Regions from separate parts of the Homo sapiens genome. Here region 2 is linked to region 1. The links are chromatin loops, found by intact Hi-C in ENCODE. Cell type or tissue: PC-3. All regions are shown on one strand. Each heading gives the region's core, and the rest is flanking DNA. Links, peaks and the distances in the headings are about the cores only.

Region 1 (15,891 bases), core at 1,518-9,517:
TTTAGTGTAGCCACCTTCATCAATGATCTTAGCTAGATCTTCTGGATAACTTGCTGCAGCTTCTCCATCAACACTTGCTGCTTTACTTCACACTTTTAGGTTATGGAGATGGCTTCTTTCCTTAAACATAACAATCCAACTTCTGTTAGCTTCCAGCTTTTCTTCTGCAGCTTCCTGACCTCTCTCAGCCTTCATGGAATTGAAGGAGTTGAGACATTGCTCTGGATTAGGCTTTGGTTTACAGGAATGTTGTGACTGGTTTGATCTTCTATCCGGACAAATAAAACTTTCTCCATATCAGCAATAAGACCAGTTCACTTTCTTATCCTTTGTGGGTTCACTGGAGTAGCACTTTTAATTCCCCTCAATAATTTTCCTTTGCCCTCACAACTTGGCTGTTTGTCCCAAGAGGCCTAGCTTTCAGCCTATCTCAGCTTTCCATATGCCTTCCTCACCAAGCCGAATGATTTCTGCTTTTGACTTCAAGTGAGAGATGTGTTACTCTTCCTTTCACTTGAACACTTAGAGACCACTGGAAGGTTATTATTTGGCCTAATTTCAGTATTGTTGTGTCTTCTGAAATAGACTCTAGGAGAGGAAGAGGGACAGGGAATGGCCAGTTAGTGAAGCAATCAGAACAAACAGAACATTTATCAATTAAGTGCACCATCTTAGATGGGCACAGTTTGTGGAACCCCAAAACAATTACAATAGTAACTGACATCAAAGATCATTAATCACAGAGCACCATAACCGATACAATAATAATGAAAAAGTTTAAAATATTGGGAGAATTGCAAAAATGTGATTCAGAGATATGAAGTGAGCACCTGCTGTTGGAAAAATGGTGCCGATCAATGTGCTGCTCAGTGCAGAGTTGTCACAAACCCTCAATTCGTAATTTTTTAATGCAACATTTATGAAGCACTATAATGCAAAGTACGATAAAACGAGGTACGCCCGTATCTCAGTGAACACCTAGTGTGCTGTGTTGCATGGATGGGTGGTCACATGTCCCTGTCTCCTTCCACATACATCCACTCATAGTGAACCCAGAATACTTCTGGGACCAGATGTGTGAGGATTTTTCCCCACACACTAAGCAATTCTTCAGTGGACACCAACTAGGTGTCCTATAATTTAATTCAATGTGACACTATCTACCTGGAAATGGTGTCAGACCCCACAGGTTAAGGGCTCAGTCTCACAATGCTTCCCCAACTTTAGACACCAATTGCAAGGTTAGTACATTGTCGCCTGTGCTTCTGACTAACCGTCTATAAATCGGGGGTCCTACTACTCCCTCCATGGGTTTAATTTGCTAGCATGGCTCACAGCACTCAGGGAAACACACTTACTTATGTTCACCAGTTTGTTATAAAGGATATTACACAGGATACAGATAAACAGCTGAGGAAGAGATGGATACCGTGAGTTATGGGGGTGCACAACTTCCACCCCGTCTCTGGGGCTCCACCCTCCCAGTACCTCCCTGTATTCAGCCACTGGAAACTCACCAAATCTTGTTGTTCAAGTTTTTGTGAAGCTTGATTTCTATTTGCCCCCCACCAACCCACCAGCTATCAGTAGGTGGGGCTGACAGCTCCAACCTTCTAATCCTCTAATCACCTTGTCTTTCTGTTGACTGGCTCCATACAGAGACTATCTAGGGGTGTCACCCTACGTAATCTCTTTACCATAAACTCAGAAAGTGATCAAGTGGCTTCATTATAAATAACAAAAATAGTCCTATCACTCAGAAGATTCCAGGGGTTTTAGGAACCCCATGTCAGGAACTGGGAACAAAGACCAAACATATTTCGTATAATACCCCAATGACCATTACCAATTGTCATAGCCATCCAAGGATACAGATGTATTTCATAAATAGTCCTCTTAGTGTGGCTTAGGGATAAAAGTTTGTAGACACCTGCTCCAAACTTTGAACATTGAATTTAAGGTTGGCCAACCTCAGGCACTCTGGTGTGTTATTTATAAATAATAATTCTTCACCCCCCTCGTCCTCTTATCTGTCATATGAAGAGCCCATGGGAACCCTTAGCATCAGGAATCCAACTAATTTCCATTTGATGGGAGGATACAGCTGGACTTCCTACCCCCATACTGACATTCCTACTTGGCAGAGGCGTGACACTACCCTTATTTAGGATTCAAGAAACTTGCTATTTAAGATTTAGGAAAAATTCCTTTCTTCCAGGGACATTTCTCTTGAACATGTTTTGTTTCACATGTAATTTAGTGGTCACCTAGGGGCCAAAGAAAAACAGAGACTTTTGTCTATTTGTTTATTTCTTAAGGCTATCATGAAAGAAAATCCACGAATAACTTGAGCTGTCAATGGAAACCTTTTTTTAGGACTAGATCTCTCCTTCACATTTAGGTAGTGACTGGGACATTTATGGAAGAAAAATAAATAATAATAATAATTATTATGATAGCTTATCATTGTTCAGCCTTTGTTCTGTGCCAAAGATACAGATGATCTCATCTCATTCTTACAACAACCATGTGAAATTGGTGCTATGATTAATTTCAGTTTCACAGAAACTGAGGCCAGTGAGGTTAAGAAACTTCCTAAAATCACACGCAGCTAGTTAGTGTTGCAAAATCTGAACCCAAGCAATATGTCTCAGTAGCATGTGCCCTCTAGTATATATGTGTATATATATGTATAGGATAAAAGGATTCATACTTTTGTAGCAGGTATAAATCTTAGTCTATAAACTCAGATGCTTTATTTTCCATAAATCAATGTAATATCCTCTCTAAGCCCTTTTCCCACTGGGCTGGAGGAAATAAAAGCTTGACCATTCTTGAGGTTTCTCTATCACCATCTTCAGCAGATTTGAGCAGGGCTTGGGGATCTGCCTGACATGTCAAGATATTGGATAGACTAGGCCCCTCTGTTTGATGCCTGTTGAGAGGCACATTGTCCCTGGCCACGTGATAATCTCTGTTCTGTGGGCTTCTGTACCAAGCTTGGGACCAAGAGTCTTGGGGCACTTCCCCAGGTGTATCACACACTCACCTTCCCTGAGGTCCCGCCATGGCCTCAGGGAGCAGGAGCAGATCCTCATACTCTTGGACTAGGGAATTTTTTTTTCTTTTTTTTTTTTTTTTGAGACAGTCTCATTCTGTTGCCCAGGCTGGAGTGCAGTGGCGCAATCTCGACTCACTGCAACCTCCACCTCCCAAGTTCAAGTGATCCTCCTACCTGAGCCTCCAGAGTAGCTGAGCCTCCAGAGTAGCTGGGAGTACAGGCATGCGCCACCACGCCTGGCTAACTTTTGTATTTTTAATAGTGACGGGGATTCACCATGTTGGCCAGGCTAGTCTTGAACTACTGACCTGAGGTGATTCACCTGCCTTGGCCTCCCAAATTTCTGGGATTACAGGCGTGAGCCACTGTGTCTGGCCTGGACTAGGGAAATCTTAATTGCTCTGAGAAAATGCAATCTCCTCTTCTTTCCTCCCTCCCTCCTTCTCTGTCTTTTACTCTCTCTTCTCTCCCCGTGAGAGAGCTGCACTTTGCACTCTTTCTTAAGCCACCGATCTTCTCAATGGACTCAGAATTTTGACAGCTTTTACAGTAGGGAACCCTACCACAGCACGGACCTTGATACCTCTTTGAACAGGCGAAGGTCAAGGCAAAACACAGAGTGAAAGCTTCAATAAATATTTCAAAACACACTCTTGCCACATCACCTTTCGCTTATTTTTACAATATGCTGCACGCTTACTCACTCTCACACTCACAAACATAACTGCACAAACATCATTTCCCATTCTTTTGATGTTTAAATACTTTCCTTCTCCTATCAGATGAAGTTTATATTATCTAGGCTTTGTCTCTGACAATTCTGATGTTGTTGTTATGGAAATATGTCAAGACATTTCTTTGTAAAAATTCCCAATGAGGCTGGGCACAGTGGCTCACACTTGTAATCCCACCACTTTGGGAAGCTGAGGTAGGAGGATCACTTGAGTCCAGGAATCAAGACCAGCCTGGGCAACATTGTAAGACCCCATCTTTACAAATAATAGTAATAATAATTAGCTGGGCATGGAGTGCATGCCTGTAGTCCCAGCTACCCAGGAGGCTGAGGTGGGAGGATGGCTTGAGCTTGGGAAGTTGAGGGTGCAGTGAGCTGTGATCATGCCACTGTGCTCTAGCCCAGGTGACACAGTGAGATTCTATCTAAAAAAAATTTTCCAATAAACTTTACATTATAGTGATGCCCCTGTGGTTGTGGGCAATGTATAAATGATTTGACTAATTTTTTCCCATATGTCAATTCAACCCTCAATATTTTCCAAATTTATCTTAGAATTTATATTTAAATTTATGAATTATCTTGAAAGACCTGATTGTTTGGAATCTACCCTCATCTATTCTACTTATTTGAATCTTTAGAAAGATTATTAAAGGAATATTTAAGTGTGTTGTTTCATGGAAATTAGGAATACCGAGTTATAATGTAAATATATTCATTCAGAAACTGGGGTGGGGGTCGGGGGGGAAGTCCTCAGGGAAGATACAGTATTCACTATTGACGTTGGTTTAATATTGCTTTGTACAGTTGTTTAATATGTACGTTGTTTGTATTTTATCTTGTATATATCTCTCCACCACACATTAATCCTTGGACTGTTAGTACATACAGAACACATGTCGGGATGCTTTCTCAGTGGACCTCATCTTCAGGGATCATTTTATTTCCACAGTTTAGTGCCTCCTTACTAGAATAGAGAACTCCATAATTTTTTCTAAAGATTCTATCAGTCTTGATCCAATGTGCTAGGTGATAAATGACTGAACGCTGGCCCCGGAGGGGAAGTTAGCAATGAGTCATGCTGTCTCCTAGTAACCAGTCAGTAAATAGCTTCCAGCAAATATTTTAAACCTCAAAGCACACTTACCTTTGGTATTATCCTTAGACAGACTATCCTCATCTATATCTGCACTCTCATCTCTCTTTCAGAACTTCTAAGAAAGGAGAAAAAGTGGGATCGGGTTTGCATATGACGTCACCCCCTTGAAAACCCACATGAAAACATTCCTACCCCAGGGAGTCTGTCTCAACAAACCTTTTCCTTGATTTGTTTCTCTGTATTTTGCTTGCCCTCAAATGTTATGAAGCCATGTATACTCCACGTAATTTTCATTTGTTTGTTTCTAGATAGGCCCTTCTATGTAACTATTCAATGAGTCCATACTGATGTGTGATTTCAGAGTTTAGCATGGAGGTCAGCACACGATCAGAACAGAAAGCGACACTCAAGCACCCTGCTCACACATCCCACCAATGACACTGTTTCAGACTAATTAATTTACATGTGTAAAGGTTATTTAAAACATAAATCCTCCCTAAGTGAGAGGTGGGAAAGGGGAGAATTAAGCCTATTAATCTTGTTCACCTTATCCCCACGTAAGACTGTTTTCTTTAGACATTTAGGGTCAGACTCTGTAGCATGGGAGTCCTTATTAGGGATATGGAAAAAAACACGAGAGTTCGTTTTGGAGCATGGAACATCAAAAGATGTGTCTATGTAAATGAATGCAAAAGGCTACTTTAGATGGACAGAGAGCAGCAAGAGAGCTCCAGACTTTAGCAAAGGAGGGATGCAAAGAGAAATAACTAGGAAGGGAAGATGAGTAGCAGGAACCAAGGTCACTGTGAACCCTCTTAGCCTAACTCTAAGGTACGGCTGCAAGTCTCTGAATTAAACTGTGAGCCTTTTAAAGATGTGATTTCTTCTGTTTCCTTGTTTTCCTCTAAAACTCTATACAGAGTAAGTGTGCAGCAAATGTTTGCTGAACAAATACACTTCCATTTTAGGTAAAAAGTATAGATGGTCCCTAGACAGAAAATAAAGCACTAAGACTGTTTGGCAGGGTTATAAGAGGTAGCGCTGAGATTTTGCCAAGAAGGCTTTTGGCTTTTGGCTTTTGGAAAATTAGTCCCAAAAGTTAGTGCTCTCTTGGATAAACTGAACCCCCGATCCTTCTTCAGGGCATCTTTTAAAATTTATTTATTTTTTATTTTTTTCAGACCAAGTCTCACTCTGTTGCACTCCCAGGCAGGAGTGCAATGGGGTGATCTCGGCTCACTGCAACCTCCACCTCCCAGGTTCAAGCTATTCTCCTGCCTCAGCCTCCCAAGAAGCTGGGATTACAGATGCTCGCCACCATGTCTGGCTAATTTTTGTATTTTTAGTGGAGACAGGGTTTCACTATGTTGGCCAGGCTGGTCTCGAACACCTGTCCTTAGGTGATCCACCCACAGGGCATCTTTTTTTTTTTTTTTTTTTTTCTTTTTTCTTTTTCCTTCTTTTTATTTTTTTTATTTTTTATTTTTATTTTTATTTTTTTTATTATACTCTAAGTTTTAGGGTACATGTGCACATTGTGCAGGTTAGTTACATATGTATACATGTGCCATGCTGGTGCGCTGCACCCACTAATGTGTCATCTAGCATTAGGTATATCTCCCAATGCTATCCCTCCCCCCTCCCCCGACCCCACCACAGTCCCCAGAGTGTGATATTCCCCTTCCTGTGTCCATGTGATCTCATTGTTCAATTCCCACCTATGAGTGAGAATATGCGGTGTTTGGTTTTTTGTTCTTGCGATAGTTTACTGAGAATGATGGTTTCCAATTTCATCCATGTCCCTACAAAGGATATGAACTCATCATTTTTTATGGCTGCATAGTATTCCATGGTGTATATGTGCCACATTTTCTTAATCCAGTCTATCATTGTTGGACATTTGGGTTGGTTCCAAGTCTTTGCTATTGTGAATAGTGCCGCAATAAACATACGTGTGCATGTGTCTTTATAGCAGCATGATTTATAGTCCTTTGGGTATATACCCAGTAATGGGATGGCTGGGTCAAATGGTATTTCTAGTTCTAGATCCCTGAGGAATCGCCACACTGACTTCCACAATGGTTGAACTAGTTGACAGTCCCACCAACAGTGTAAAAGTGTTCCTATTTCTCCACATCCTCTCCAGCACCTGTTGTTTCCTGACTTTTTAATGATTGCCATGCTAACTAGTGTGAGATGATATCTCATAGTGGTTTTGATTTGCATTTCTCTGATGGCCAGTGATGATGAGCATTTCTTCATGTGTTTTTTGGCTGCATAAATGTCTTCTTTTGAGAAGTGTCTGTTCACGTCCTTCGCCCACTTTTTGATGGGGTTGTTTGTTTTTTTCTTGTAAATTTGTTTGAGTTCATTGTAGATTCTGGATATTAGCCCTTTGTCAGATGAGTAGGTTGCAAAAATTTTCTCCCATGTTGTAGGTTGCCTGTTCACTCTGATGGTAGTTTCTTTTGCTGTGCAGAAGCTCTTTAGTTTAATTAGATCCCATTTGTCAATTTTGGCTTTTGTTGCCATTGCTTTTGGTGTTTTGGACATGAAGTCCTTGCCCACGCCTATGTCCTGAATGGTAATGCCTAGGTTTTCTTCTAGGGTTTTTATGGTTTTAGGTCTAACGTATAAATCTTTAATCCATCTTGAATTGATTTTTGTATAAGGTGTAAGGAAGGGATCCAGTTTCAGCTTTCTACATATGGCTAGCCAGTTTTCCCAGCACCATTTATTAAATAGGGAATCCTTTCCCCATTGCTTGTTTTTCTCAGGTTTGTCAAAGATCAGATAGTTGTAGATATGCGGCATTATTTCTGAGGGCTCTGTTCTGTTCCATTGATCTATATCTCTGTTTTGGTACCAGTACCATACTGTTTTGGTTACTGTAGCCTTGTAGTATAGTTTGAAGTCAGGTAGTGTGATGCCTCCAGCTTTGTTCTTTTGGCTTAGGATTGACGTGGCGATGCGGGCTCTTTTTTGGTTCCGTATGAACTTTAAAGTAGTTTTTTCCAATTCTGTGAAGAAAGTCATTGGTAGCTTGATGGGGATGGCATTGAATCTGTAAATTACCTTGGGCAGTATGGCCATTTTCACGATATTGATTCTTCCTACCCATGAGCATGGAATGTTCTTCCATTTGTTTGTGTCCTCTTTTATTTCCTTGAGCAGTGGTTTGTAGTTCTCCTTGAAGAGGTCCTTCACATCCCTTGTAAGTTGGATTCCTAGGTATTTTATTCTCTTTGAAGCAATTGTGAATGGGAGTTCACCCATGATTTGGCTCTCTGTTTGTCTGTTGTTGGTGTATAAGAATGCTTGTGATTTTTGTACATTGATTTTGTATCCTGAGACTTTGCTGAAGTTGCTTATCAGCTTAAGGAGATTTTGGGCTGAGACGATGGGGTTTTCTAGATAAACAGTCATGTCGTCTGCAAACAGGGACAATTTGACTTCCTCTTTTCCTAATTGAATACCCTTTATTTCCTTCTCCTGCCTGATTGCCCTGGCCAGAACTTCCAACACTATGTTGAATAGGAGTGGTGAGAGAGGGCATCCCTGTCTTGTGCCAGTTTTCAAAGGGAATGCTTCCAGTTTTTGCCCATTCAGTATGATATTGGCTGTGGGTTTGTCATAGATAGCTCTTATTATTTTGAAATACGTCCCATCAATACCTAATTTATTGAGAGTTTTTAGCATGAAGGGTTGTTGAATTTTGTCAAAGGCTTTTTCTGCATCTATTGAGATAATCATGTGGTTTTTGTCTTTGGCTCTGTTTATATGCTGGATTACATTTATTGATTTGCATATATTGAACCAGCCTTGCATCCCAGGGATGAAGCCCACTTGATCATGGTGGATAAGCTTTTTGATGTGCTGCTGGATTCGGTTTGCCAGTATTTTATTGAGGATTTTTGCATCAATGTTCATCAAGGATATTGGTCTAAAATTCTCTTTTTTGGTTGTGTCTCTGCCCGGCTTTGGTATCAGAATGATGCTGGCCTCATAAAATGAGTTAGGGAGGATTCCCTCTTTTTCTATTGATTGGAATAGTTTCAGAAGGAATGGTACCAGTTCCTCCTTGTACCTCTGGTAGAATTCGGCTGTGAATCCATCTGGTCCTGGACTCTTTTTGGTTGGTAAACTATTGATTATTGCCACAATTTCAGAGCCTGTTATTGGTCTATTCAGAGATTCAACTTCTTCCTGGTTTAGTCTTGGGAGAGTGTATGTGTCGAGGAATGTATCCATTTCTTCTAGATTTTCTAGTTTATTTGCGTAGAGGTGTTTGTAGTATTCTCTGATGGTAGTTTGTATTTCTGTGGGATCAGTGGTGATATCCCCTTTATCATTTTTTATTGTGTCTATTTGATTCTTCTCTCTTTTTTTCTTTATTAGTCTTGCTAGCGGTCTATCAATTTTGTTGATCCTTTCAAAAAACCAGCTCCTGGATTCATTGATTTTTTGAAGGGTTTTTTGTGTCTCTATTTCCTTCAGTTCTGCTCTGATTTTAGTTATTTCTTGCCTTCTGCTAGCTTTTGAATGTGTTTGCTCTTGCTTTTCTAGTTCTTTTAATTGTGATGTTAGGGTGTCAATTTTGGATCTTTCCTGCTTTCTCTTGTAGGCATTTAGTGCTATAAATTTCCCTCTACACACTGCTTTGAATGCGTCCCAGAGATTCTGGTATGTGGTGTCTTTGTTCTCGTTGGTTTCAAAGAACATCTTTATTTCTGCCTTCATTTCGTTATGTACCCAGTAGTCATTCAGGAGCAGATTGTTCAGTTTCCATGTAGTTGAGCGGCTTTGAGTGAGATTCTTAATCCTGAGTTCTAGTTTGATTGCACTGTGGTCTGAGAGATAGTTTGTTATAATTTCTGTTCTTTTACATTTGCTGAGGAGAGCTTTACTTCCAACTATGTGGTCAATTTTGGAATAGGTGTGGTGTGGTGCTGAAAAAAATGTATATTCTGTTGATTTGGGGTGGAGAGTTCTGTAGATGTCTATTAGGTCTGCTTGGTGCAGATCTGAGTTCAATTCCTGGGTATCCTTGTTGACTTTCTGTCTCGTTGATCTGTCTAATGTTGACAGTGGGGTGTTAAAGTCTCCCATTATTAATATGTGGGAGTCTAAGTCTCTTTGTAGGTCACTGAGGACTTGCTTTATGAATCTGGGTGCTCCTGTATTGGGTGCATAAATATTTAGGATAGTTAGCTCCTCTTGTTGAATTGATCCCTTTATCATTATGTAATGGCCTTCTTTGTCTCTTTTGATCTTTGTTGGTTTAAAGTCTGTTTTATCAGAGACTAGGATTGCCACCCCTGCCTTTTTTTGTTTTCCATTGGCTTGGTAGATCTTCCTCCATCCTTTTATTTTGAGCCTATGTGTGTCTCTGCACGTGAGATGGGTTTCCTGAATACAGCACACTGATGGGTCTTGACTCTTTATCCAACTTGCCAGTCTGTGTCTTTTAATTGCAGAATTTAGTCCATTTATATTTAAAGTTAATATTGTTATGTGTGAATTTGATCCTGTCATTATGATGTTAGCTGGTGATTTTGCTCATTAGTTGATGCAGTTTCTTCCTAGTCTCGATGGTCTTTACATTTTGGCATGATTTTGCAGTGGCTGGTACCGGTTGTTCCTTTCCATGTTTAGCGCTTCCTTCAGGAGCTCTTTTAGGGCAGTCCTGGTGGTGACAAAATCTCTCAGCATTTGCTTGTCTATAAAGTATTTTATTTCTCCTTCACTTATGAAGCTTAGTTTGGCTGGATATGAAATTCTGGGTTGAAAATTCTTTTCTTTAAGAATGTTGAATATTGGCCCCCACTCTCTTCTGGCTTGTAGGGTTTCTGCCGAGAGATCCGCTGTTAGTCTGATGGGCTTTCCTTTGAGGGTAACCCGACCTTTCTCTCTGGCTGCCTTTAACATTTTTTCCTTCATTTCAACTTTGGTGAATCTGACAATTATGTGTCTTGGAGTTGCTCTTCTCGAGGAGTATCTTTGTGGCGTTCTCTGTATTTCCTGAATCTGAACGTTGGCCTGCCTTGCTAGATTGGGGAAGTTCTCCTGGATAATATCCTGCAGAGTGTTTTCCAACTTGGTTCCATTCTCCACATCACTTTCAGGTACACCAATCAGACGTAGATTTGGTCTTTTCACATAGTCCCATATTTCTTGGAGGCTTTGCTCATTTCTTTTTATTCTTTTTTCTCTAAACTTCCCTTCTCGCTTCATTTCATTCATTTCATCTTCCATTGCTGATACCCTTTCTTCCAGTTGATCGCATCGGCTCCTGAGGCTTCTGCATTCTTCACGTAGTTCTCGAGCCTTGGTTTTCAGCTCCATCAGCTCCTTTAAGCACTTCTCTGTATTGGTTATTCTAGTTATACATTCTTCTAAATTTTTTTCAAAGTTTTCAACTTCTTTGCCTTTGGTTTGAATGTCCTCCCGTAGCTCAGAGTAATTTGATCGTCTGAAGCCTTCTTCTCTCAGCTCGTCAAAATCATTCTCCATCCAGCTTTGTTCTGTTGCTGGTGAGGAACTGCGTTCCTTTGGAGGAGGAGAGGCGCTCTGCGTTTTAGAGTTTCCAGTTTTTCTGTTCTGTTTTTTCCCCATCTTTGTGGTTTTCTCTACTTTTGGTCTTTGATGATGGTGATGTACAGATGGGTTTTCGGTATAGATGTCCTTTCTGGTTGTTAGTTTTCCTTCTAACAGACAGGACCCTCAGCTGCAGGTCTGTTGGAATACCCTGCCGTGTGAGGTGTCAGTGTGCCCCTGCTGGGGGGTGCCTCCCAGTTAGGCTGCTCGGGGGTCAGGGGTCAGGGACCCACTTGAGGAGGCAGTCTGCCCGTTCTCAGATCTCCAGCTGCGTGCTGGGAGAACCACTGCTCTCTTCAAAGCTGTCAGACAGGGACACTTAAGTCTGCAGAGGTTACTGCTGTCTTTTTGTTTGTCTGTGCCCTGCCCCCAGAGGTGGAGCCTACAGAGGCAGGCAGGCCTCCTTGAGCTGTGGTGGGCTCCACCCAGTTGGAGCTTCCCGGCTGCTTTGTTTACCTAAGCAAGCGTGGGCAATGGCGGGCGCCCCTCCCCCAGCCTCGTTGCCGCCTTGCAGTTTGATCTCAGACTGCTGTGCTAGCAGTCAGCGAGACTCCGTGGGCGTAGGACCCTCTGAGCCAGGTGTGGAATATAGTCTCGTGGTGCGCCATTTCTTAAGCCGGTCTGAAAAGCGCAATATTCGGGTGGGAGTGACCCGATTTTCCAGGTGCGTCCGTCACCCCTTTCTTTGACTCGGAAAGGGAACTCCCTGACCCCTTGCGCTTCCCAGGTGAGGCAATGCCTCGCCCTGCTTCGGCTCGCGCACGGTGCGCACACACACTGGCCTGCGCCCACTGTCTGGCACTCCCTAGTGAGATGAACCCGGTACCTCAGATGGAAATGCAGAAATCACCCGTCTTCTGCGTCGCTCACGCTGGGAGCTGTAGACCGGAGCTGTTCCTATTCGGCCATCTTGGCTCCTCCCCAGAGGGCATCTTTTTAATACTGCAGTCTCATTTGATTAATGGGACAGCATCCTAAACCAGCTGAGGATTTTGTTTAAGGCCACACAGAAGAGTCAGAGGGGTCTGATAGCAATGTCATCGGATTTCCTCCCTTAGATGGGCTTATGCCAAGTTTTGGAAGATAGTTATAAAATTTTTGACTTCTAGTTTTTACTACCAGTGATAAGAAATTGTCACCATGTGTGAGAATTTTTTCATTCCATTTTAGTTGGTCTTTTTATTAATGAAATAACCACCTTGTTGAGGGCTTATTTCACATTGTAAACATAATGATCATTTTACTCCTCCCCCAGATTCCATAAGGTGGGGGTATTCGTTCTACCTCTACAACGGCAAGCTTAAAAAGTCTAATCAAGTTGCCCTTTGTCACCAAACTAATAAGACAGCGTAGAAACTTGAACCCAAGCTTTTATGGTTCTAAGTGAAGTTCGTAATCTTAACCACTGTGCAACATAATTTCTTTTCTGTAAGCCTCAAGCTTGCAACAGGTAGAAAAAGAAATTTTTAATGTTTATTAATCTGGCTAAAGAATAATAGTAGAATTATATGACAATAGTAAAAATGTAGATCTGGTAAGAATATTAGAAAGCTTTTAATCTTGTAGTTTTTATCTATTTATTTATTTATTTATTTATTTATTTATTTATTTTAGACAAAGTCTCACTCTGTTGCCCAGGCTATAGTGCAGTCTTGTGATCTTGGCTCACTGCAACGTCCGCCTCCTGGGTTCAAGCGGTTCTCCTGCCTCAGCCTCCCCAGTAGCTGGGATTACAGGTGCACGCCACCACACCCAGCTAATTTTTGTATTTTTAGTAGAGATGGGGTTTCACCATGTTGGCCAGGCTGGTCTTGAACTCCTGACATCAAGTGATCCGCCCACCTCAGCCTCCCAAAGTGCTGGGATGACAGGGTGAGCCACCGTGGTGGGCCTAATCTTGTGTTTTTTAGATTGTAATTCTCAGATTCCACAGAGGTACTCAGAGGTTGCCCAAGAGGAAGAAAAGGTAGAGTGGAAGGCCGGAGGCCGAGGGGAAAGAGCTCCGGGCTTTCAATTCCCTTTTCCAGAGACTAAAGTTTCCCTTAAACTTTCTTTATGTTGGAATTCTATATAAGATTTCATTTAGGAGCAGGTAGGCAGGGGTGGAGGGAGAGGAAAAGGAAGTTTGTTGAACCATTATGAAAAAAGTAGTTGACAATTGCTGAGTTAGTCTAGATCTATCATTTTATAGGTGAGATAATGGAGGCCCAGGTGGTAATTTAGCCAAAGTCACTCTGTTAACATCATAACCTCCCTAAACTGAGAGAGCCCTTGGGGATCACCTGACCCAATCATTTGCCAGCATTGGCTTCTCTCACCTGCCATCAGCCACATGGGGTCCAAACTCCTCCACAGCTGGAGGCTCACGGACCACCAAATCTTCCCATCTTTCTGATCCTTAGAAAATATATCCTTAGGCCGAGCGCAGTGGCTCATGCCTGTAATCCTGGCACTTGGGGAGGCTGAGGCAGGTGGATAACTGGGGGTCAGGAGTTTGAGACCAGCCTGGCCAACGTGGTGAAATTCCATCTCTACTAAAGACACACAAATTAGCCAGGCATGGTGGCATGTGCCTGTAACCCCAGCTACTTGGGAGGCTGAAGCAGGAGAATCACTTGAACCCAGGAGGCAGAAGTTGCAGTGAGCTGAGATTCAGCCACTGCACTGCAGCCTGGGTGACAGAGCAAAACCCTGTTTCAAACAAACAAACCAAAAAGTAAAACAAAACAAAACAAAAAACAACAAAAAACTCCTTATTATAAGCTGAGATCTGTCCTTCCGTATCCCTAAAAATTAACTAGAATAATTAAAGTCTTTCTCCCTTATGACAATGCCTCGAATATTTAAAGACACCTAATATATCCCTCCCGAGCCTCTCATCTCCAGACACAACTTCTCCCATTTCCTTTAATGTTCCTCAGAGAGTGTGGTTTCTTCTGGTCTGGTTGCCCTGCTCCAAAAAAGCTTCCATTTGTTTTTATCCCCTTTAAAGATTCAAGTGCAGAATTGAACATAATATTTTAATAATATTTCACTTTATATATTAAGTCATTTAAACTTCCATTCCTTACACAATATCACATTAACTCCCTTAAATGGGCAAGGGATGATAGGCAAGAGAAATAACATGAAGATACTATTATCTACAGCTGTGTTCTCCCACACAGACATAAATCCATACACACGCTTTCCTTGCTTCCTAAAAGGATCTTGCCTACACTTTCAAAATCACCCTGTGTGCTGTCCGTGAGAGTTTCTTCCTAAAGCAAGCCTTTGTTCATTGCAACTAGCCGTGTATGCTTTGCCGGAGGAGTTATACATTAGAAACCATCAGCTGACAATGGGGATATATTGAGTCAGATTCCTTACGTTGGTGCAAAAGTAATTGCGGTTTTTGCCAATGAATTTGGCAAAATTTAACCTTTAATTTGGGGTTTTTGCCTCGAATTAAAGTAATGGCAAAAGCTGCAATTGCTTTCCTACCAACCTAATAGATCGCTCTACTGCAGCCATGTCCGCAATGGCAACTAACATATCTATTTAATAGATAACAAAAGCTAGCCAGGGCACATTCATTTAAGAGCATGGACCAATGTTAAGAATTTTTTACAGATATTTTTGCAGGCGAGATGATAAAGAGGAAACCAATGATAATACAAGAAAGGCATTTTCTAAATTCTGTAGATTGTATTATGATTGGCCCTTGATGACCCCTGCTAATGAAGGAAACTGTTATGTAAATGACCCAAAACAGCAGGCAAAATGCCATGATGACATAGTTCTGATGTGCTTTGGAATTTGCATTTCCAAAACAGTAGCCGATTACCTTTCTAATAAAAACATGAAAAGTGGCTAGTGTTTCCCTGAGTTCATCCCGACGGATCCCGATGCATTCTGAGTGGCAGGGGAGTCAACCTGAAATTGAACATTTGCTAGCAATAATCCACGAAACAAACAATAACCCACATGTGCTTAATCTAGAGATGATCATATTCTACAGTTACTTCCTATTTTTGAACTGCTGCAAGTAGTTCACTGTGCATCTTCACATTGCTTTTTATTCAAGGGATCAAATGTGCTTATGTGTATCATCTTATTTGCTGTCACCACTGCTTGGAAATTATTATTAGCTCTATTTTATATTTGGGGAAATTAAAAGTTTCAGATTGTTAAGGAGGAATAGACCGGGAGAGGAAAGGAGTAAATCTCACAGAAAACATTCAGCTTGATTTAGAATTCTCGAGTATTTCGGTTGGGGATGACCCAAGGATGACCAGTTAACCCCCTCATTTTAAAGATGAGGATGGTGACATTAGAACCATCTAAATGTTCTATTTAGTGAACTTAAATACTTTTCAATTTCATTTCTATTTCCTGAGTTTGAAATGAGAATACTTACAC
Region 2 (15,891 bases), core at 3,658-11,657, 140 kb before region 1:
AAATTTAAAACCCTTTTCAACTTAAAATTACTTTGCTTCATACCATGGAAAATTTTAAAGGAAATTGTTGGTGAATTATTATGAAAAGGGTTCATGAGTCACAGAGAGAGGAAAATGCTGGACTAGTGCACTGGGTACCTGGATCTGGGTAATGGGGGAGTGTATCAGTCTGTTTTCACGCTGCTGATAAAGACATACCTGTGACTGGGTAATTTATAAGGAAAAAGAGGTTTAATGGACTCACAGTTCCACATGGCTGGGGAGGCCTCTCAATCGTGGCAGAAGGTGAAAGGCATGTCTTGTATGGTGGCAGACAAGAGAAGAGAGCTTGTGCAGGGGAACTCCCCTTTATAAAACCATCAGATCTCTTGAGACTTATTCACTATCACGAGAACAGCATGGGAAAGACCTGCCCCCATGATTCAATTATCTTCTACCAGGTCCCTCCCACAGCATGTGGGAATTATGGAGCTACAGTTCAAGATGAGATTTGGGTGGGGACACAGTGAAACCATATCAGGAGATAGAGGTCAAGGAGAGTTACTGCAGAAAGGTGAGGAAGAAACCAGTCCAAGAGATCTCCAGGTTGTGGGAAGTTTTGAAACCCTAGGCATAGGTAGGGCTTACTTTTGGAAGAGGGATCATTTCCTCTGAGCTAAAGGGGAACGGGTACAACTTTGAAACGTTTCTTAAAATACTGTACGTGCCAGAAGTCAGAATGCTCATGAAGTTCTCAAAGTCCCTATCTAGAAAATTCTGGAACAATTGCTCTATTCAGTGAAAGTTGCCTGTGTTCTGGATACCATCACCTCAAGTCTCCTCTGGTACGTTGTTCCACCAGTTATTGCACCTCTCCTATATCTTCCATCTTTCCTTTTCCATTCACCTTTCATTAGCAAATGGATGAACACACATTTTAAACCCGTATTAAAATGGGTTTACTCAGGCAACTGTAACAAAATATCATAGGCTGGGTGGCTGAAATAACATACATTTATTTTCTCTCCATTCTGAGGACTAGAAGGCTAAGATTAAGGGTTTGTGTCTAGCAAGGCCTCACTTGCTGTCTTGTAGACTGAAGCCTTCTTGCTGAGTCCTCACATGGCCTCACATGTGAGGGTCCAGATGAGAGAGATAGCCAATGTCCTTTCCTCTTCTTATAAGGATATGTTAGGGCCCCACCCTTAAGACCTCATTTAATCTTCTTTTTTTTTTTTTGAGTCGGAGTCTCTCTCTCGCCCAGGCTGGAGTGCAGTGGCACAATCTCGGCTCACTGCCACTTCCACCTTCCAGGTTCAAGCAATTCTCCTGCCTCAACCTACTTAGTAGCTGGGATTGTGGGTGTGCATCACCATACCTGGCTAATTTTTGTGTTTTTAGTAGAGATGGTGTTTCATCATATTGGCCAGGCTGGTCTGGACCTCCTGACCTTAGGTGATCTGCTTGCCTTGGCCTCCCAAAGTGCTGGGATAACAGGTGTGAGCCACTGGGCCCGGCATCATTTAACCTTAATTATCTCCCTAAAGGCCCTGTCTCCAAATAAAGTCGCATCATGGGTTAGAGCATCAACATGTGAATTTGAGGGGTACACAATTCAATCCATAACAAAACTCTTTAATCTGTGTATGTTTCCACTTCTTGGTTTTTTCCATATTCACCCCATGGCCACATATTAATGCATGTGTCTTAGTCAGCTTGTGTTGATACAATAAATTCCATAGGCAGGGTAGCTTAAACAACAAATACTTATTTTTCACAGTTCTGGAGGCTGGAACTGTGAGATCAGGGTGGCAGCATGGTTGGGGTTCTTGTTGAAGACCCTCTTCCTGGTTTGCAGACTGCCATCTTCTCATTGTGTACTTTACCCGGTAGAGGGAGAAGAGAGAGAAAGCAAGCTCTTTCTTATCTCTTCTTATAAGGTCACTAATCCCATCATGCAGCCTGCACCCTGTGACCTGATTACCTCCCAAATGCCCCATCTCCAAGTACCATCATATAGATAAGTACATATAGATGAGACTGACATTATTATTGAGAGTAAATTACATATTAAATACACCCAGCTTTTAGCCGTTAAATAATGTTGTGTTTGTTTGATCATTTGTAGATGAATCCCATTCTGTTTTCCACCTTTATTACTTTTCTTGTGTCGTCGCAAGACTGGAAGGGCAGACAGTCCAAATCTTCATATCGACCCCATGGAAACTTGCTCAATGTATGAATAGAAAGGGGACCATCAGTCAGACTGTCAGTCTCCAAGCTTCCTCTCTATCTTGTGGACTCAGATGTCAAATAATGTAACTTTCATATTAGGCAAATGCAAATATACTAGGTTGTATGTATCTGTATGTATTTTGATGACTGACACACTTTGGTATCGGTCAGCACACAGAAAGGAAAATGTACAAGATTGTACTCCTGGAAAGAAACAACTTTTAGGGTTTTCAAAGATTCCCATACAAAAAACTTTAAAGACAAAATGCAACACTTAATTGAAAATTCAGATTTGTGAAAAAGAAACAAAGATATAGATATATTCGTATTATATTTTTATTATATATTCTAGATGATATATTAATATTTGATATGGTTTGGATCTGTGTCCCTACCAAATCTCATGTTGAATTGTAATCCCCAATTTTGGAGGTGGGGCCTGGTGGGGGGTGATTGGATCATGGTGCTGGTTAATTATGAATGGGTCAGCACCATCCCCTCAGTGCTCTTCTCATGATAATGAGTGAGTTTTCATGTGACCTGGTTGTTTAAATGTGTGTAGCACCTCCCTTTTCTCTAGGCTTCCTGCTCCAGCCACGTAAGACATGCCTGCTTCCCCTTCACCATCCGCCATGATTGTAAGCTTCCTGAGGCCTCCCCAAAAGCAGAAGCTGCTGTGCTTCTTGCACAGTCTGCAGAACCATGAGCTAATTAAACCTCTTTTCTTTATAAATTACCCCATCTCGGGTATTTCTTTACAGTGATGTGAGAATGGACTAATACAATATTATAAACAGCATCTGTTTGAATGTTTTCATATTCTTTTTCATATCAAATATTGAGTATACTATTTTAAAATATTTTCACTTTTCACAAAAGCTAAATTAGGCTGATTAAATTTAGGCAGGGCTTTTTGATTTTTACTTATATGTGTCTTTCTTGTTTGAATTATTTTAATAAGAAGATACATGGCTTTCAGAAAGAAAGAGAGAAGAGAGAAGAAAGAAGAGAAGAAAAGAAACTGGCAGTGCCGGTGTATCTGCATATTTTCTATTTTGTCTTGACAACGTATGCAGATTATAGAACTTCTTAAAAGGTCATTTGATAAAGTGAAACAAATGACTTCGAAAAAATAATCCTAAGGGAAAATTGTTTGGAACAATTAAATTGTAATAAAAATAATTTAAACCACTTTGCAATTAGTCTTCTTATGAACATCTACAACTCCAAAATGATTTTGACAAAAATGAATCTTGGCAACCAATTAATGCTCAGTCTCATCTAATTTATTTGGTTTTCTTGAGAGCAGAGAAAGCTGAAGAAGATTTCTAGAAATGATAACAATTTAAGACATTCACACACAATTGTATTTTTTGAAAAGCGTCTTATGTGAATTTTTATTACAAATAAAAATATTACACCTTTTGTTGTCATCTGAATACACTGCAATAACTTTGAAGTTGTCTGAATTGTTATATTCAAAGCAAATCTGCATGGTGAAGCTTATTATTTTCATTTATTAAAAAAGAATATAACAAACTATTTTCAGTAACTGTTACTAACTTTATTTAGATATCACCATCTGCATTTTAGGATTATCTGTACAATAACAATTGCATTGTTACATTAAATGCAAGAACCCCTCTTCTGCTTATCATTTTTAAGAGTAAAGCAATAGAGATGAAGTTGCAACAGTATTGGCTATTAGTGATATTTGCCAAGCCAAGTTTCTCTCTCTCTCTTTCTCTGTCTCTCTGTATGTAGTGACTGTAAAGCTAACCATCAGATTTCAAGTGTAGATTATGGAGTGTCTTATTATGTGGAAATAGGCTTCTGTGAGCTCATACAAGTATGTGTGATGGTTAGGTTCACTATGAAATACCTTACAGATAAAATCTCTTTTATAATCTTTACTATACATTCATTTATGATTCATCAAAAACAACACAAAGAATTTAAAACTAAATGTATGCCCTTGTTATTTGTTTCATGGAACTCATTTGACCAAGATGACTAGATCGATTAAGAAAGGATAGACACACAGAACTTAATTGCTAAGATCAAAGTATAATTTTAGCAAATCAACAATTGCCACTTATTTCTTCAATGGTACCTATGATCAAGAGGTTAATAATAGAGGTTTATGGATAGGACTGTTTCCCTGTAGAAGGCAGAATACCAAATACCCCAAATTGCACTGCCCGTGTCTTTCAAGTGCCTATGATTACAAACTAAAATAAAAACATATACAATGCAAACAAACGAAAAGCCCTATGGCTACATTTGGACAATACAGAAAACAATGGAAAGATTTGTATCTCCCTTTTTCCTCCCCTGTCTCCTCACCTCAGTTTTTTTTTCTTTTTAGTAGAGAGAGGAAAGAAAAGAAAAGTGGCAGAATCCAAAAAGAGGGAAGGAGCAAGAAGAGGAAAGAGAAATAGGAGGAATTGGGCAAGGTGAAAATAGACAAAAGGGTTATTTTAGTTGGCATTTCACTTGTTCTTCCAATAAAAGGCATATCCCATGTTATTTTGCTCATTGCCTTTGTCTGTCTGCTCTCTCTGCTCACCCCTGTGGGCCCATCAGGCCACCACTCATGTCTGCCTGCTGGGGGCTTGTGTAGAATAGAGCCCCGGCAGAGAAGGGCTTGACAATCTTTTACATAAAGCCTGAGTAAAGATCCTTCAGATGTGTGTGATCTTCAGGAAGCCATTAGTTTCTTTGAGCCTCTGTTTTCTCTATTCTAAAATAAGAAAACTGCTGATGTTACAAAGTGCTTTGGAGGAACAACAAAAACAACAGCACACATATCCACACGTGCACACATACATACCCGGAACTCACCTCCTGCTCCTTCCTTTAAGCCTATGCATGCATGGCTTTATCTAATCTATAAAATGATAATAATAACTTTGAAAACCAAAATTATATATGTTTTTTATTATGCAAGTGTAAACAGGCAGTCTGTAGAAAAAATACATTTAAACAATATACCACTCTCAAAATAAACACTAATGGTTTTGGTATATTCTTAGAGTTTTTCTTCAATGAATATACATACATATATTTTTATCCCAAAACACAGTTGTATATGTCATTCTGCAACTTGCTTTTTAAATGTGACAGTGCAATTCAGACATCTTTTTATATCAATACATATAGATTAATCTTGCTATTTTTAATAGTTGCATACTTATATGCCTATAATTTATTTTAACTCATCCTCTTTGTGGACATTTACATAATTTTCCTTTTTTTGGCTAATTCAAGTAATACTCAGTGAATGTCTTTGCATATAGATTGTGTTAATTTTTCCGTAGGATAAGTTCTTAAAGTAGAATGTTTGTGTGAAAGGTATGCTCCATTTGAAATTTTGATGGATAACACCATATTGCCCTCCTAAAAAGATTACATCTTATTTGCAATATTTTTCATTTCAATTTTCCAAGCTAGAAACTTCTGGGTCATCACCAAGCCTCTCCCTTTCATTTTCTAGCTTCCTTCCAAATTGTCACCATATCCTGTGATCATACTGCAGAAAGGATCTCCTCATTTCATCCCCGCATCTTCATCCTTCCAGCCAGTTTCTCTTTGCTCATGTCTTATAGAAGAAACTTCCAAAAGTTATCCACAATCCATTGTCCTTGTCATCCTGGGCACTTGAGAGAGGACATGGTTTTCTAAGGCTCCCTGGTATCTACCTGGCCATGCCAATGGAAAGATAAATAAAATGGCACATGCCCCTTGCAGGCTTGGCCCCTAGGAACCTGCCATTCACATTCTTCCTGCCATTTCATCTTCTACTGGCTGAATGTTGCCAGTTACAAGGCCCTGTGGGAGGTGGAACTGCACATGGCAGAGCCTGGGTCTCTGAGTGAACATGCCAGAGGACAGCTACCCCACAGTCCTGAGTGACTGCCCAGAGCAATGCCTCTTGTGTTGAGCTATGACATGGTTGGGTCTATTTGTTACAACAGTTAGACGTCAGTAGCAGAAGCAGAGAGGCCCCATCATTTTTTACTCACAGTATGAGAGCAGCCTTCTTGTTGGCCTCTCTAACTCCTGCTCCTTCCCCTTTCAGAAGCTCTGCTGCCAGAATAATCCCACTTTGAACCACAGTGACCTGTAACTCCTTCCTTTAAAGTCTTCAGGAACTCATTCCCTATAGATTCAGATCCAGACTCTTTGGCCTGGAATGGAAGATCCTTTATAACATGTCCACAGCCTTCCATGGGGTATTGGGGGCAGAGTCCTCATCTATCTTGTCCTCTGTGCTAGACAATCCAACATACAGTAGTGAAACCATCCCCCTTCCTTCTCCCCTGATGAAAACTATAAAGTGTATAAACTGTAGAGTTAATCAGGGGAGAAGGAAGGGGGAGAAATAAAAATAAGCCAAGCTTGAAGCACACTCTGCATTAGTCATGAGGTCAGCCTGCTTCCTCATAGTGGTTTGCTGCCTGTTGCCTCAGAATCATGTAGACCCTGTTACAAGATAAAAGTTCCCCTTTACTGATCTACAGATAACTTGAACATTACAAAGAATTGTTTTCCCTTTGAGATATTCTCTCAGTTCCTGCATACCAATAAAACTACTAGTGACTCAGCTGGTCTGAAGAACCCCACAGGAGGTGATTCACCAAAGAATACAGTTTCCACATCCTGATGATTTCATCCCCCTTACCCTGAAAAATGAACAACCCCAATTTTCCAGCCCCTCACCCTCCATGTCTCCCTTAAAAACTCCAGCCCAGAATTCCTAGGGGAGATGGTTTTGAAGGGGCTCCTCCCATCTCCTCACTCTGCTGCCTTGTGATCATTGAACTCTTTCTCTGCTGCAAGTCCTGCTGTCTCATTGTATTGGTCTCTTACTGCACAGTGGGCATATGAACTTGCTGCTTCTCTAACAGTAGCATTCAATACATACTTGCAGAATAAATCAATTCATATTGTTTGCTTTAGAGACAAATATAATGCAACATCAAGGAGGCAGTTTTATAAAAACAATTTGCTTTGTAGGGTTATTAATTTACGCTTAGCAATTGCTAAAAATACTGATTTCATGGCTCACCTCTTGAGATAGGGTAAAACAGCATGTTTTTGATATTGCTGATTTAGGTCCATAACATTCTAAGCCTAAAAGGGCCTTAGAGCTCATCTAGTACAATTTTCTCATTTTGCAGATAAAAACACTGCATTCCAGACAGCTGAAGAGACTCCAGGCTATGAAACCAGTGGGATACAGTCCCAAGCAGGCCAGCACCCAGTTCATAGGTCTGTCTGCCTTCTGTGACACCAGGCTGTCCCTAAGGCTAATGGCCCTAGACAACTTGATCTCTGCAGTCTAATGTCTGCTTATATTCAACTGGCTTTGTGGCTCCATTTAAGGTTTTATTTTTTGGTGCCTCATTTGTCAATTTGGTTTCCCAGTCTTGGTCTGACTGGGAAGAAGCAGAGCCAGTGTACCATGCAGGGGACGGGATGTTAGATCTGGCCTCTTGCTCTGCATTCCTCTGTCACCCATAGAATTTATTGAGCTTCCTCATGTACAGGTCCTTCTTCATTCATCAGGGCCAGAGGCTGCTGGTGAGCAGGGAGACATTTTTTCTAACATGGTGGGAGGAATGGCAGTTTTATAACTATAATTATACCCTCCAGAAAATAACTGTTACTTAAAAGGTGTATCGTTCTTTGTACATGGATCTGAAGGCTCAGCGATGGGTACATTTAAAAATCAATAAAGTAGTCAGCCAAACATTCAGCTCATGCATCACAAGCTCACAGGGATTCAGATTTAACAGAAAGATGGGGTAGGCACTGCAGTGGTTTGGGCCATGGGCACCTACTGTGTAAAGGAACAGAAACATTGTAAGACATTTCAAATTGCCCTGCACTTGTTCAGGTTAGGTTCATCTTGTCAGATACCTTTCCTATTCTCTCTGGTACTTCTCCATCACTTAGGATGAATGGTGAAGAGTTTTCTGGCAAAGTGCTTGTTGCACTTTGGTGTTAACCAGCTATTGACAGCCACACACTTTGAAGTGACTTCTCCTACAGGAGTCACTGATGGACAGCAGAGTGTAGTGCAAATATCAGGACTGAGGTTGGGAGGTTTAAATTACAGGTTTCAAATGATTTTGGGAGGAAAACTTCCATTTTCAAACAGGGTGAATTATGAGAAACAACCTGAAATGCCACCTTTATGCCTCTTCTTATAACCTAAAAATACAGAATGGTCCTGAGAAAGTTTGCTTTGGCTAAGTAGCATATTTGTCTGTAAACTATGAAATTGCTCATTCATTCATCCATACAGTCATTAAGTTGATACATATTTATTAAGAGTATCCTCAACACCATTGAATATATACTCAATGAGTTGTTCTATGTGGTGGAATTAACAATAATGACAAACCAAGCCCCTTTACTCATGGAGTTTACATTTCAATGGAATAAGAATAATAATATAACAATAAGAAAACATAATAAGCCATGAGAGCTGCATTGGTTATATTTTAGTTTGTTGAAAAAACCCCTCAAACTAAGTATCTTAAAGCAAGAGTTGTTCATGATTTCCCACTATTTTGTGGGCAAGAGGGTGGGTCATTTGCTGCCCTCACCTGGACTCACACTTGTGGCTCCTTTGAACCGGAAGGTCAGCTGGTGGCTGGGCTTGGCTGGGCTTGGCTGGGCGCACTGGGTGGCCAGGCCCTTCTGACCACATCATGTTTTGTCTCTGGGTGGTCTTAGGGTTCCATGGGAACAAGTACCAAAGAGCAAGTGCTTATTGAGTTTCTGTGTGTGTCATGTTTGCTAATGCCCCACAGGCCAGAGAAAGTCACAAAGCTAGGGGCATGGATATGAGAATGCATGATTCATTACCGACCAGTAGAGAAACAATCTAACACATTGGTAATAAGAGGCAGGAAGCAAACTAAAGAATGAGGGAATCAACGGAGAGTGATGGGGCAGTTATTTTAGATAAGGAGATCAAGATGACTCTCTTTGAGGAGAGAACATTGAAACAGAGACCTGTGAAGTAGGGTAGGGGGTCAAGTGGAGGTACCAAGAGAGTGTTCCAGCCAGAGGGTTAGCATGTGCAAATGCCCTGAGTGGGAACAACAGGGAGCCAGTGTGGCTGGAGGGCAGTAAGCCAAGGGAGAATGTTATCATAGTGGTGGAACCTTGTAGGCTCTTGCAGACCACGGTAAGGACTTCACAAGGTGTTCTAAGATGGAAGGAAACCTGCACATGCTCGTTGTAGAAAAGGGAAGAATTTGATTTATGTTTTAAAAGGATCACTCTGGCTTCTGTGTAGAGAATAAACCTTATAAGAGCAAAAGTGGAAGCAGGAAAAGAAGTTAGGAGAAAAGAGAGAGTGAGGTGGCTTGGAATGCAATTATAACAGCGCAGATGGTGAGAAAGAGACAAACTCAGCATATGTTTTGAAATCAGGGCTCACGGTACTTAAAATGGATTGAATGTGGGTTATGAGAGAAAGGCATGAAGGATGCCTTCTAGGTTATTGTCTGACCACCTTGGTGAGTGGTGTTTCTATTACGAGAGAGATCGCATTGGCTGGGTCAGGGTAGAATGCAACATAGAAGATAGCGGACATATTTAGAAAATGAAATCAATGACATTGCCTCACAAAATTCTAAAGCTGAAAATCCAGCAACTGACATAATCCCATCATTTTATAGACAAAGAAATTGGGATCTGGGAAAATGAAGGAATTTCTTTTTTTAAAAAACACTTTCTGTAATCCCAGCACTTTGGGAGGCTGAGGTGGGCAGATCATGAGGTCAGGAGATCGAGACCATCCTGGCTAACACGGTGAAACCGCGTCTCTACTAAAATTACAAAAAATTAGCCAGGCACAGTGGTGGGCGCCTGTAGTCTCAGCCACTCGGGAGGCTGAGGCAGGAGAATGGCATGAACCTGGGAGGCGGAGCTTGCAGTGAGCTGAGATAGCACTATTGCACTCCAGTCTGGGCAACAGAGTGGGACTCCATCTCAAAAAAAAAAAAAAAAGACATTTATTAGGCCATTTTTGCATTGCTTTAAAGGAATACTGGGACTGGATAATTTATAAGAAAACAGGCTTAATTGACTTATGGTTCTGCAGACTGTACAGGAAGCATGGTGCCAGCATCTGCTTCTGGGGAGGCCTCAAGAAACTTTTATTCATGGCAGAAGGCGAAGTGGTGGCAGGCAGTTCACATGGTGAAAGCAGGGGCGGGGCCGGGAGGGGGGAGGTACTGCACTTTATTAGTTTCATCCTACAGGTGAAATTAGTTTGCTGATAAATGTCAAATGCTTTAAGATTTCGGAGAAAGTTATTTAGATACTCTGACTCTAATTTTTTTGTGGAGGGAGGATCACATTCGATAAACACTCAAGAGAATAAGATAGAGGAATGAGGCACCGGCAGAAGGGTTTTGTATTAGTCTGTTCTCACCCTGTTTTGAATAAATACCTGAGACTGGGTAGTTTATAAAGAAAAGAGTTTAATTTACTCACAGTTCCACATAGCTGGAGAGCCTCAGGGAACTTACAATTACGGTGAAGGCACCCCTTCACAGGGCGGGAATAGAGAGAAAATGAGTGCCAGCAGGAGAAATGCCAGATGCTTATAAAACCATCAGATCTTGTGAGACTTGCTCATTATCATGAAAACAGCATGGGGGAAACTGCCCTCATGATTCAGTTACCTCCACCTGGTCCCACCCATGACATTTGGGAATTATGGGAGCTACAATTCAAGACGACATTTGGGAATTATGGGAACTACAATTCAAGATGAGATTTGGGTGGGAACACAGTCAAGCCATTTTAGGTTTGGTGGAATTGCTTCTTTGAAAATACAGTTGCAGGGACCTGTCTTAGTCCTTTTGTGTTGTTATAAAGGAATACCTAAGGCTGCATAATTTATAAAGAATAGAGGTTTATTTTGCTAACCGTTCTACAAGCTGTGTAAGAAGCATGGAGCCAGCATGTGCATCTGGTAAGGGTTTCAGGCTGCTTCCACTCATGGCGGAAGGGGAAGGGGAACCAGCATGTGAACTGGTTGTTAAAAAGAGCAGGGCACCTCCCTCCCCTCTCTTGTTTCCTCTGTTGCCCATATGATCTGCACATGCTGGCACCCCTTAGCCTTGGCCATGAATAGATCTACCCCAGGGTCCAAACACCTCTCACCAGGCCCTACCTCCAACACTGGGGATCATATTTCAACTTGAGACTTGGCTGAGTCATACAAACCAGATCCAAATCATAGAAGGACCATAGCTAGTTTGGATAGATTTTACCATCAAGAGGTCTACCCAGACAAATGAAAGATCTGTGAGCATTTGTTGAATGAATCTTCAACAAAGTTTAGGCATTTTGAATATTTAGGTTTCCTTGTTGAAGCTTGAAAATATGCCTTTTGCATTTGACAAAAATTAAGTTACATTCTCTGAAGTCTGTTGAAGTAAATTTTTGTAGTCCTGTCATTCATTTCCCACTTTATTGAGTACACTGCTGGTATTTTTGGTTGTTGTTTTTAAGCTTTCTTTATTTTCCAATCCAAATTGATGTGTATCAGGCTGGTATTTTTAATGTTAATGGGCACTCAAAATTTAGTGTTCAGAGAGGTAGAGAAGGCAAAAGAAATAGGCTGAAATTTATCTTAAATCAAAGAGCCAGGCTAAAAGGAGTCTATGTCAAGGGGGCAGGAGGTATGGTTACTACGAATTTAAATAGGATTCCCCTTGTATGAAATTAGCAGTTCTTCATTACTCAGCACGTCCTTCCCCACCTATTTCCTTCATCATACTTATCATCCAGAGATTGCTGAAGACAGAAACATATTATGATGACCTTTATTAGGTGTTTACTATATTCCAGGTTTGTAGCTAAGTGCTTTATAAACATTACCTCATTATTGTTTTGTCCCTAGAGTCAACGCTTATCTGACTCTAATCTTCCTAGAAGATAGGGCCCTGGTTTTTTGATATATTCACTATACGACCTTCAGCAAGTCATTAAGTTCCTTATGCCTCAGGTTTATAATTTATGAAATGCAGGATGGATTTTTGTGTATACTACCCTTCAAATTTTATTTCTCTTTAAAAGTTATGACTTAAAAATAATTCCATGTTTGGCTTTATCTAAGGAGATGAGGGCATCAATGGAAAAGGACTTTGAAAAATGAAAAAATGAACAGGTCCTTCTAGAAGTTCGAGTTTTTGAGAAAAAAATTGCGGGAATGAGAAGTCTTCCTTTCCCTAACTCTTTTTACTGCTGATTTTATTTATTTATTTATTTTTGAGATGGAGTTTCACTGTTTTGCCCAGCCAGGAATGAAGTGGCACAATCTCGGCTTACTGGAACCTCTGCTCCCCCAGGTTCAAGAGATTCTCTTGCCTCAGACTCCTGAGTAGCTGGGATTATAGACACCTGCCACCATGCCTGGCTAACTTTTGTATTTCTAGTAGAGATGGAGTTTTGCCATGTTGGCCAGGCTGGTCTCAAACTCCTGACCTCAGGTGATCCACCCGCCTCAGCCTCCCAAAGTGCTGGAATTACAGGCATGAGCCACCATACCTGGCCTCGTTTTACTGCTTTGAATGGCAAGATTCCCTTATGTGTTTCCTAGTTCAAATTATTTTGTTGTAGTTGTCAAAATTACTTTGTCCTGTTTTTGGAGGCAAGCATATAGTCTTATTTACCAATTAGTTTCAGAAATGTGAGTAGCATAGCTTCTCACATAGGCAGACTTTGTCAAGGATGATGTGGGAGGAATATTGAAGGATAAGTAGTCCTTAGTCTCTGTGTTAGCCCATTTTCTGTAGCTTATAACAGAATACCTGAAAGTCGGTAATTTACAAGAAAAGGAAGGTATTTCTTACAGTTATGGAGGCCAAGAGTCCAGGGTTGAGGAGCTGCATCTGGTGAGAGCCTTCTTCATGGTAGGGTCCACGTCAGCTCAAGGTATAGCATGGCAAGGGGGCTAAGCGTGTTGATGGGCTAGCTCAGGTCTCTCTTCCTCTTCCTATAAAGCCACCAGTTCCCCTCCCATGATAACCGTGAATCCACGACTGGATTAATCCATTCAAGAGGGAAGAGCCCTCATGATCCAATCATCTCTTGAAGGCCCCACCTCTCAATACTGACACATTGGGGATTAAGTTTCAACATCAGTTTTGGAGGAGACAAACATCCAAACCCTAGTAGCTTCCAGTACAGAATTGCCAATACCTTAGGTACTTCCAAGTAGAGAATTCCCCGGAAAATCTATTCCTTGGTTTTGGAGATTACTCTCCAAGTTCTCGCCAACTTGAGTTTCCGTGGTTCTGTGAGATTCTTTTTTCAAGTAATTCAAGGGTTTTCAGGTAGATACTGTCATAGATTCTGTTTCAAATCTGCCAATTCTACTGAACACAAAAAAAGGTTTTTTTTAATCCAGATTTTTTTCTTTTTTTTTTTTTGAGACAGAGTCTTGCTCTGTTGCTCAGGCTGGAGTGTAGTGGCACGATCTCAGCTCACTGCAACCACTGTCTCCCGTGTTCAAGCAATTCTGCCTCAGCCTCCCAAGTAGCTGGGATTACAGGCACACACCACCATGCCTGGCTAATTTTTGTATCTTAATGGAAACGAGGTTTCACCATGTTGGCCGGGATGGTCTTGATTTCCTGACCTCATGATCTGCCCGCCTTGGCCTCCCAAAGTGCTGGGATTACAGGCTGATCCAGATTTTTAAAAGGTTTACTTGAGTCTTAGTTTCATATTATGAACAGACAATCTCTAAGACTGAAGTTTAAAAGTTGCACTGAAGTACAGACTTCAAGTCCAAGTTTACAATTTCAGTTTCTCACTTACCTCATTTCTGATGTGCTTGTTATTTTATCTATATTCTGCAGAGTGAAAAAGTGCAGAATGAGAGTCATTAAGGTCTAAATTGGTTGTTGCTAAGGGTCTAAATTACTGTTGATGATGATGTAGCCCTTCTGGTGGCCTAGCTTTGCTGCTTTTGGTGCTGAGAGGTAGGGCGAAGGTCATGGGACTTGAAGTGGGAGGCAGGAGGAGGTGTGCGGGGTGTGCAGGGTGTGCATCCTGCAGTTTCTGCTTCTGACATTCAATCTTCCACCTTTGAAACTCTTTTTTGGGCCAGGGGTCACCACTTACTATAGGTAGAAGGCAGTCCCAATTCCTCCCTAACAGGCTGGGCGCAATGACTCACAGCACTTTGGGAGGCTGAGGCGGGCAGATCACTTGAGGTCAGGAGTTCAAGACCAGCCTGTCCTACATGGTGAAACCCTATGTCTACTAAAAATACAAAAAGTAGCTGGGCGTGGTGGTTCACACCTGTAGTCGCAGCTGCTTGGAAGGCTGAGCCAGGAGAATCACTTGAACCTGAGAGGCAAACACTGCAGTGAGCTAAGATGGTACCACTGCACTCCAGCCTGGGTAATAGAGCAAGACTCCATCTCAAAAAATAAATAAATAAATAAATAAATAACAAAAAGGAAAAAGAAACATTTAAGTATCCAGTGTAGACAAGTATCCAGCTTTGTGTAGATAGAGAGGCCATTCTCACAGATTTCTTTGGGTCTGCATTATCTTCCCAAACCACAACCGGTTTTTGGCCCAGAAATTCAAATTTGCTCCCTGAAGTCTGTTTTTCTTCTATGTTGAGCTTGTCACTGAAAAGTCAGTTGTCAATCTTAACATAATCCCCTTTCTACAAATTCCAACTATTTGGTTCTTTTGTCTCTCTAATTATTTTATTCAAAACTATCTATTCTTGTTTTGGGGGAGAGGAGATTTCCCTTCTTATTAAAAACCACTTAGTTATCAGTGATTATAAGATCAGCAATTCCTTGAGGACAAGGATTATGGGTTATTCATCATTGTATGTTCACTCATGCTTAAACACTGGACAATTTTTTTTTTTTATAAGCAAGCTACAGACAACCAAAATGGGGCAAGGGAATTCAACATGTAATCCATGTTTACCAAAACGAGATTTCCTGAGATTTCCAGCATAGCAAATGTATGTTTCTGTACTTTTCTTCCTTTTCTTCAAGTAATTGCAACCAACTTTCTAGGCTATGTACCTGTTAATGTCAGAAATTGTTCTCTGTCTCTCTCTCTGTCTTCCATGTTGCCAAGTGTTGTGGACAGCAATATAAATTCCTTAAATGAATGAATGCGATTTTTCAAGCCCAGTTAGTTTATTTTTCAGAAGAACCAAGTTCTAGTGAATTAAACTTTTATGATCTAGCAAATCCGTCACACAAACCAGTTGGGAAAACACCTATAATTTATGCTTCACAGACCTTCTGTCTACATTCTAAAATTTTATTTGCAGTGCCTACACTGATTTGAATAAATTGAAAACCAAGGTTTTTTTTCTTTTCTTTTTTCAAATAAAACAAACGAGGGTTGAACAGTTTTGTATATTTCGAATTGTAATAATTTTATTTCTTTCTTCATTCCCTGTTTCTCCTATGAAATTAAAATGCAAGATTTAAAATGTGTTGAATTGTTAAGTATATTTTGTATTTATTTTAGACTAAATCAGAGTAATTAATAGAAATTCTAAATGGAAATCACCTAATGATATTGGGTTCAAATTTTGTTGAAGTTAATTTAATTTTTATTAATAATTTATCAAATATAGCTGGCTTTTGTGAA

The links. Hi-C counts contacts between places; a loop is a spot of excess contacts. Peaks named below come from ENCODE experiments on the same cell type or tissue, not always from the same donor. Only the 100,000 strongest peaks of a DNase experiment are listed, where the experiment ranks them.
Region 2: it touches region 1 in a loop (2.2-fold over the local background); 4 of 110 quality-filtered maps call a loop at or near these places.

The regions. Positions count from the first base shown.
Region 1 is chr10:33,504,464-33,520,354 of GRCh38, forward strand. No RefSeq gene overlaps it. Among named protein-coding and RNA genes, the nearest start is that of LINC02628, 89 kb to the right of the region's middle. RefSeq lists enhancers at 11,542-12,133, 14,711-15,552 and a silencer at 15,158-15,452. In PC-3, for the core only: no CTCF peak of the experiment used is centred there; DNase peaks (open chromatin) are centred at 3,728 and 5,008; H3K4me3 peaks cover 1,218 bases; H3K27ac peaks cover 2,547 bases.
Region 2 is chr10:33,359,295-33,375,185 of GRCh38, forward strand. No RefSeq gene overlaps it. Among named protein-coding and RNA genes, the nearest start is that of NRP1, 33 kb to the left of the region's middle. In PC-3, for the core only: no CTCF peak of the experiment used is centred there; DNase peaks (open chromatin) are centred at 4,027 and 6,797; H3K4me3 peaks cover 4,251 bases; H3K27ac peaks cover 4,872 bases.